Linked DNA regions of Homo sapiens: region 2 is linked to region 1. The links are chromatin contacts, found by Hi-C in ENCODE. All regions are on one chromosome and are shown on one strand. Each heading gives the region's core, a stretch centred on a gene start or an enhancer-like site at or near the end of the contact. The rest is flanking DNA. Distances are from core to core; before and after follow the strand shown.

The links. Hi-C counts contacts between places; a loop is a spot of excess contacts on that map. Pooled maps may share reads with other maps.
Region 2: a pooled map shows a loop between it and region 1 (11-fold over the local background). The contact joins the promoter of GZMA here to the promoter of PDE4D-AS1 in region 1. A Hi-C loop is called at or near these places in 4 of 50 pooled maps.

What each region holds. Positions count from the first base shown.
Region 1 is chr5:59,037,426-59,041,270 of GRCh38, forward strand. PDE4D-AS1 (PDE4D antisense RNA 1) reads left to right here and starts at 2,341. Exons shown (of 2, transcript NR_198970.1): 1 at 2,341-2,645. It overlaps PDE4D (phosphodiesterase 4D), which reads right to left. Exons shown (of 15, transcript NM_001104631.2): 6 at 1,434-1,546. RefSeq lists a silencer at 1,710-1,779.
Region 2 is chr5:55,100,940-55,104,539 of GRCh38, forward strand. It overlaps GZMA (granzyme A), which reads left to right and starts at 1,707. Exons shown (of 5, transcript NM_006144.4): 1 at 1,707-1,813. The coding sequence starts at 1,744.

The DNA.
Region 1 (3,845 bases), core at 1,091-3,590:
TGCTATTGAGAATCAAATTATGAAAACAAACTATATTTTATAAAACTAAGAATTTGTTACTCAGATGAGAATAAAGGTGCCTAATGCTACAGCAGGGGGTAAAAGTCCCAGTAAGAGAGCAATAATTGGTCATTCTGATGAGGAGCTGTGCCAAATTTAGAAATGAGGCACAAATGACAAAAAAATTGATCATCAGTGTGGACATGGGTAGGTCAGTGTGCATATGGGTAGGTTAGTATCTGCTGGCCGTGTCTACAGAGCCCCTTTTATTTATTTGAAGCCAACTTTTCACTTGACAATGCTACCTACAAAAGCACTGTTAATAGATAAGACAATCAAGTGGCTGTTATGCCGTGGCCTTTTTGTAAAAACTGCATGAGAACAGGTGGGATAAAAACCATAGAAAGGTAGAAAAAAAAAAGCATCACTCATTTAAAGATATGTGCACATAGATGAACTGTAAGATAATATAACCTTCTTGACCTTGTAAATAGGTGGCCAAAAATACTTAAATATCTTGACGAGGCAACTATTACTAATTGTCTCACAACATTACCAGTCCTTACTGGCTGAATCCTTCAGCCATCTGCATACGACATGCACAGGCAAATAGCCACTAAAAACATACACAATTCCAATTATCTCCTTGCATAACTAAAGACAAAAAGAACAGGAAATCCAAAAAATACAGCAAAACTGAAAACACTATACCTTGCCTTCCGTGCTATTTTAAGGCTGTCCCAGGCTGAAGGTTACTTCTCAGCCCTCAAAACTCCATTAACTGCCAAGACCAGCACCTTAGCACATATGGCACAGATGCCTAGTTGAAGCCTCCTTGTACTAAATGACCTCAAAAAACTGGGCTTTCTTTCCAAGATTAATGGAAACAAAAGTAATGATCATAAGGAACCTTCTAACTCTGTTAATGTTTCCTGCGGATATGTATGGCCAACTGAATATATAAAGGCTCAGTTCTTGCGGGGTACCCTGACAACTAGATGAATTAGGGTGAAGGTTCCAAGTTCGATGAACTCTTCTGAGTTTGAGTGCCCTAGGTGGTGACATTCAAGTGATTTCACAGACATCCACCAATTCTTATTTTCAACCGGGAATCCCAAGAACACCTTTAAACATGCAATGCCCATGGACCCTACTGGGTTTCTGCTGCAAGGGCTCAGTGTTACTTAGGAACCCTGTGTCTTGGGAGATACTTAAATTTAGCACGTCAAATTGCTTTTGGAAAATGTTTATCTGGCGTGACTAGGGGAGGCAAAGCAAGGAAACAGGAACCTCCCTCTAAGGAGCAGAATAGCCAACATGCAGTAAGCCTAAAAAACCTCTCAATTTATTTCCCGGGGCTATGGGTACCAGTGGCTCGCCGGCATGGGAATCAGCAGCCTGGGGGCACCAGTGACAGCAGAACCGGGGCTTACCTTGTTGGAGGCCATCTCACTGACGGAGTGCCTGGTCTGTAGGGTCTCTAGCTGGTCCAGACACCAGTCCAGCTCCTCCAGGGTCTCGCTGGCCAGTTTCTGGTAGGCCTCCTCTGCGAAGAGACAGGGAAAGGGGGACTCAGTTCTCAAGCGCTTCACGGGTCCGCTAGCGAGTTCAAAGGGGGCCATCCTGCCATACCCCGCCATGCTCGGATGCCCGGTGCCGGCACATGAGGGCTGCTCCTTCATATTGCCCAGCCCGGCAGTGCAACGGGGGCGGAGGCTGTGCTCGCGGGGCGGCCGGCCTCGGGGAGGCACGGTCTCTCCAGCTTGGCGTCTCGGGTCGGCCTCCAGGGAGGGCGTGCAAAGAGCGGCGAGCCAACTTTCACACAGCGACGCGAGCGGAAAAACCACTATGCGACTTTTCAACTGTGCGGCGGGCCCGAGTCCCAGTCCAGGAGCCCGGCTCTAGCGGATGGCGAGGGGGTGGCGAGCGCGCTTGGGTGCCCGCCCCGCAGAGGAGCGTCTGGTCCACAGCCGGATCTCCTCGGTCCCCAACCCGGAGCCGCGGCCCCACGCCCGCCCCGCCTGCCGAGCCTTCTGCACGGCACTTGAAGTGAATGAATCAGCCGCGGCCGGGTGCGCGGCCACCACGTTTCCTGTTTTCTTTCTCAACTCCTCGGGCGGCAGGCGCAGCGCGGCTCCAACGCCGCAGCTTTCCGGGAACACTCCCCCTCACGCCCCTCTCGGCCCTCGGCGCTGCCTGGCTCCTCCTCAACCCCCTTACGAAAAGATTCCGAATTGCAAAAGCCTGTCCCTGTCCGTGCCACCCGCCGCGTCCTTCCCCTCGAGCTCTGCCCCGGGGGCCCCGCCACCTCGCAGTGCCATCCCCCCGGCGCAGCCGGGCGCCACTCGCTTTGAAGTGCAGACGAGGAGGCGCGGGCGCGAGCGTGTGTGTCTGTGGGGCTGCTGTGGGACTGTCTGTGCTAGGAGAGCGGCGGAAAACCCGGCGTGGAGCGCCTGCAGTCCGCCGTCCGGGGTCGCGCCCGCCGCGGGGCTCAGGAGGGACCGGCACGCAGGCGCGCACGGCCGCGCACCTGTCTCGCTAGAACCCCGCGCGCCCCGCCGAGCCACTGCCCTCCAGGTTGCCCAGACCGCTGGAGCCTCTGCGACTCCACGACCGGCTGCTTCCTGCGAAGTTTCACAAACAAGGTTATTTAGGACCCTCAAGGTTTCTGAGGGTTTAAGTTTTAGGGTTTCTGGGGGTTCGTTTCTAAAGGCTTAGGATTCACCTACTTCAAGGAGGCAGGGTTGTGGGAATTAAGACCGCATTCTTTTTCTACCCAGCCCAGTCCCTACTAAGTACCAGACTTCTAAATGTTGGGGCGGACAGAAACAAGCAAACAAAATATACAATGTTGTGGGGTCGGAACGCTTTATAATTCACAAATTTGACAATAGGCTGCATTTTCATATGCCGAATTGCCTAAGAGTTCTCTTAAAGGAACAGCAATGTGAAAGAACCACATGGTAAGGAGAATTTACGCATGTCCTGCATACTACTCCTTTCCCCTGTGAATTGCATAAGACCTAGATGATCTTGGGCCAAGGAAGAAAATCTGGAAGGGTGTTTCTACCCACCATGTGCAGAGTACACTACAATTTTGAGAAAACGGAAAGACCATATTCAAAGGCATACAGAAAAGCCTGTTCTGTTTACAAAGGCTGACCCAGGGCACCAGGGACACTGTCCCTAAGCAGATCAGTTGTGGGAGAACTTTTCTACATTAGCATGCAATAAGCAAACCATTCATAGTGAGGAGAAGTCAAACTCCCAAGGGTCCATTTGATAAAACTTTGTCATTGTCGAGTGGAAAGAAGATACTGAGAAACTTACACTAAGTGGTGGGATCCCTTGTCTTTGTCTTTGAATCTACAGGTATTGGAGAAGAAATTCTGCCCTTGAAATTTAGACTCCATAAATTAACATGGCACAACAAATAAAGTTCATGGACTGAATTTAGGCTCCTGGGATTTTTGAGATAGCTTTTTATGTGAACTTTGTAAAAGTTAGAGTAACTTTTAAAGTAGTTGTTACATGTGCCACGTGGCTTATTGTTATCAAGAATACTTGAACTATTTACTGTTCACTTTGAGTACTCTAGGTTAAAATTTGCCTCTTTTTTGTTCTACTTCCTCCACCCCGCAGTCTATGTAAATATATACTTTAGATGGACAAACAACTGCCTAAACCTTGCCAGGTGAATTAAAGTTTCAGATTGAAGCTTTTTTTTCCCCCTTAACAAGCTTAAAGATATTAATAATTTTAAATGGTAAATATAAAATACCTGCTCTGTATAGCTTCCCCAATTCTAAGAATGTAAAAAATATTACATGCTTGTTATAAAAATT
Region 2 (3,600 bases), core at 457-2,956, 3.9 Mb before region 1:
TAGGAATCCAACTTACAAGGGATGTGAAGGACCTCTTCAATGAGAGCTACAAACCACTGCTCAACGAAATAAAAGAAGACACAAACAAATGGAAAAACATTCCATGCTCATGGATAGGAAGAATCAATATCATGACAATGGCCATACTGCCCAAAGTTATTTATGGATTCAATGCCATCCCCATCAAGCTTCCAATGACTTTCTTCACAGAATTGGAAAAAACTACTTTAAAGTTCATATGGAACCAAACAAGAGCCCACATTGCCAAGACAATCCTAAGCCAAAAGAACAAAGCTGGAAGCATCATGCTACCTGACTTCAAACTATACTACAAGGCTACAGTAACCAAAACAGCATGGTACTGGTAATGGCTGCACAACTATGCAAATATACTAAAATCCATTGACTCATACACTCTAAATGGGTGACCTTTATGGTGTGTGAATTATGTCTCATAAAGTTGTTAGAAGTCAACATAAATGGAAGAGCAACCATTCACATAAAAATAAACAAAATTGTCAATGTTTTAAGAATTTTTCAGTAGGTGTAGTTAATTACAATTTGACTTTTTTAAGTCTGCACTAAAATTACTCACCAAAACCAATAGCAGGGTCCTCACTGCTGTTACTGAAAATGATTAACCTTTGATACACTTGTAATATCTGAGAAAAAGAAATGCAGGGGTCTCAGCAGGGCTCCCTTCTAAGGTCACTTGATTTCTAAAGAAGTAACCACTAGGTTTGAAGTCATCAGGATGTTAACTATGGGGATGGTTGGTTCAGTACCCAACATCCTGACAGCACATCTGACCATGTATATTGTATCGGAGACCACATCCTCAGCTCAGAAAAAGAGCTGAACTCATTTCAAATAGAAAGCACACTGCATACTGTTCCTCCAGGGACTGAGGTTGACTCTTCTTAGAGTGAGACATTCCCCAACATTGGAACAAAAATGACTCCCACTTCTTTTCTCACCTAAACCTGTTCAGAAGAAAGTAAGGAAGAAAGGCAGGAAGCAGGGGTCGGGGGGGGGCGGGGAGGGAGGGAAACTCGGAGATACTTTCAGTATCTAAAGTTGTGAAACTAGACAATCAGGAACGCACAATCAGAGGGCTGAAAAGGGCCAAGAGCCCCTACCCTCCTCCAGCCCATGTTCCCACACCTGCCACAGACCAGGCAGGAGCACAATAAACACTCACCACAAAGTGGGGAAGGAAAATCCAGGCAGGAGCCTCTATGTAAATAAATCTCCCTCCTGTCCTCAGCTTGCACTTGGCCTGCTAATTCTTATATAACCCAAGGAGACAGCTAGAAAGAATTTTGATTGGTGACCAATTTTGAGGACTTTTATTAAAATTCTAATTTAAGTCTTCGAGAGTTTCCAGTCATGGATACTACAGATAATATTGCAGATGATGAAAGCGTCTTCAAAATCATAGCTGAGACACTTTACAGTCTTCCCTGGTGTACTCTGATGGCAACAAGGTCCCTTGCCCCTCTCCTACCCTGTAGAATTCCAGCGCCCCCCTCAGCAGTCCTAGCAAAGGAAAGCCTGCCTGCTGGCAGTGAGCCATCATCCACCATTCTCACTTATTTGGATTTGGTTTCCTAATGCTAAACTTTGAAACTTGAAAAAAAAAATGAAAGGAAACCACATCCTTTTTACTCTCAGTATATAGATAGAGGCAGTTAAGAACTGAAAACAGATTTTCAGGTTGATTGATGTGGGACAGCAGCCACAATGAGGAACTCCTATAGATTTCTGGCATCCTCTCTCTCAGTTGTCGTTTCTCTCCTGCTAATTCCTGAAGGTAAGACTGATTCTTCTCATTTCCATTATGACCATGAAGCAAAATGGAGCAGACTTTCAATGAACTTTTGGCAATATTACCTTCCTATACTGAAAGAAGATGTTTTCCCCCAAGCCTTATAATGTTTAGCCAGGCACAATGGCACATGCCTGTAGTCCCAGCTACTAGGAACGCTGAGGTGGAAGGATCACTTGAGCGCAGGAGTTTGAGTCCAGGCTGGGCGACATAGTGAGACCCTGTCTCTATTTTTTTTTTTTAAATAGCATTCTTTCTTGGATTTTAAATATGTCTGTATTTTAGAAAAAAAAATCTTTTCTTCTCATAATTATTTTGCAAAAGATAGCAGAACCACCAATGCTTATTGCTGCCAATTTGTAACTTGAAAATTGCCAAAAAGGACAATGTAAAAATGAGTTAACAAAACTCTCTTGTTCGTAAAACAAATAGTACCTTCCAGGAAAGGAATAGTGGCAACTTAGTCAGCTCAGCCTTTCCTGCTGCAGAAAATGCATAGATAAAGACAATTAAGACAAATCTGACCTAGACACCAAAAGTGAATCAGGAATTATTAGAATTTTTATACTTATTTCTCTGGTCTAGAGACTCTTTGGCAATAAATTAAGGCGTGAGGCCAGTTCCCTCATTAACCCTTTGGGTGTGCTATAGTATTTTTTATTAAGCTAATTTTTTGTCTACCAAATGGTAACCAATATTTCTGCTTTTGTGTGAGTTGAGCATGCATGGGTTAAAATGCTGTATAATTCATGGTATTACCACTGAAAGGGTGACAGCTCTTGGGGAGCTCTAGATTTCCCTTGAAGAACCTGCTAGGAAGTGAGGACTACTCTCAAGCTGTGGCAATATGGAGCCAGCCACGGTTTTTCCCAGGATTCATCAGCTTTTGGAGGCAGGGACTTATGTAATAACCTGCCTTGCCAGGAATTCCCAAAGAACTCTGGTTTATCATATTTAGGTGCATATCTGGTTTATGCACCTAAATATGAGAAGACTTTGGGAGGCTGAGGTGGGTGTTTCACAAGGTCAAGAGATGGAGACCATCTTGGCCAACATGGTGAAACCTTGTCTCCACTAAAAAAACAAAAATTAGCTGGGTATGGTGGCACGTGCCTGTAATCCCAGCTACGCAGGAGGCTGAGGCAGGAGAATCGCTTGAACCAGAGAGTTGGAGGCTGCAGTGAGCTAAGATCGTGCCACTGCACTCCAGCCTGGTGACAGAGCGAGACTCTGTCTCAAAAAAAAAACAAAAAAGAGAGAGAGAGAGAAGAAATATAAAAATAACAAGGCTGCAGGACATTTGGGACAAAGGTTGGCTATGTTATAAGCAGGGCATAGTATGACTATATTCAGGCATGTTAAATCCTCCATAACAGAAAAACACAGGGCAGATAAATCCAGCCATATCTTTTCTTCAAAGGAAAACAACAAAAGCAACCTGCTGTGCTCCTCTTTGTTTCCTGTGTTCAGAGAGGGCAGTGTGGGCCCATATAAGGAACAGACAGCAAAGCAAGGCACAGTTGAAATCTATCTGTACATGAATCACCCTAGGAAAATTGGGATTGGGTGAAGGTCTTTTGTTTCTATAAGCTCTTTACCCTTTTGTTTCTAGAGCCTAGAATTTCTTCCTCCCAGTTTCCTTTTTAAAAGCAGAGACCTCTGCTTTTTCAAATCACACTAGCCACATTTCATGTGGTCACTCTCCTCCTTGCTCTTACCCTCATCAAATCTTACGAAAGGCTTCTATAGCTGTCATTAATACTTGCCTGTGA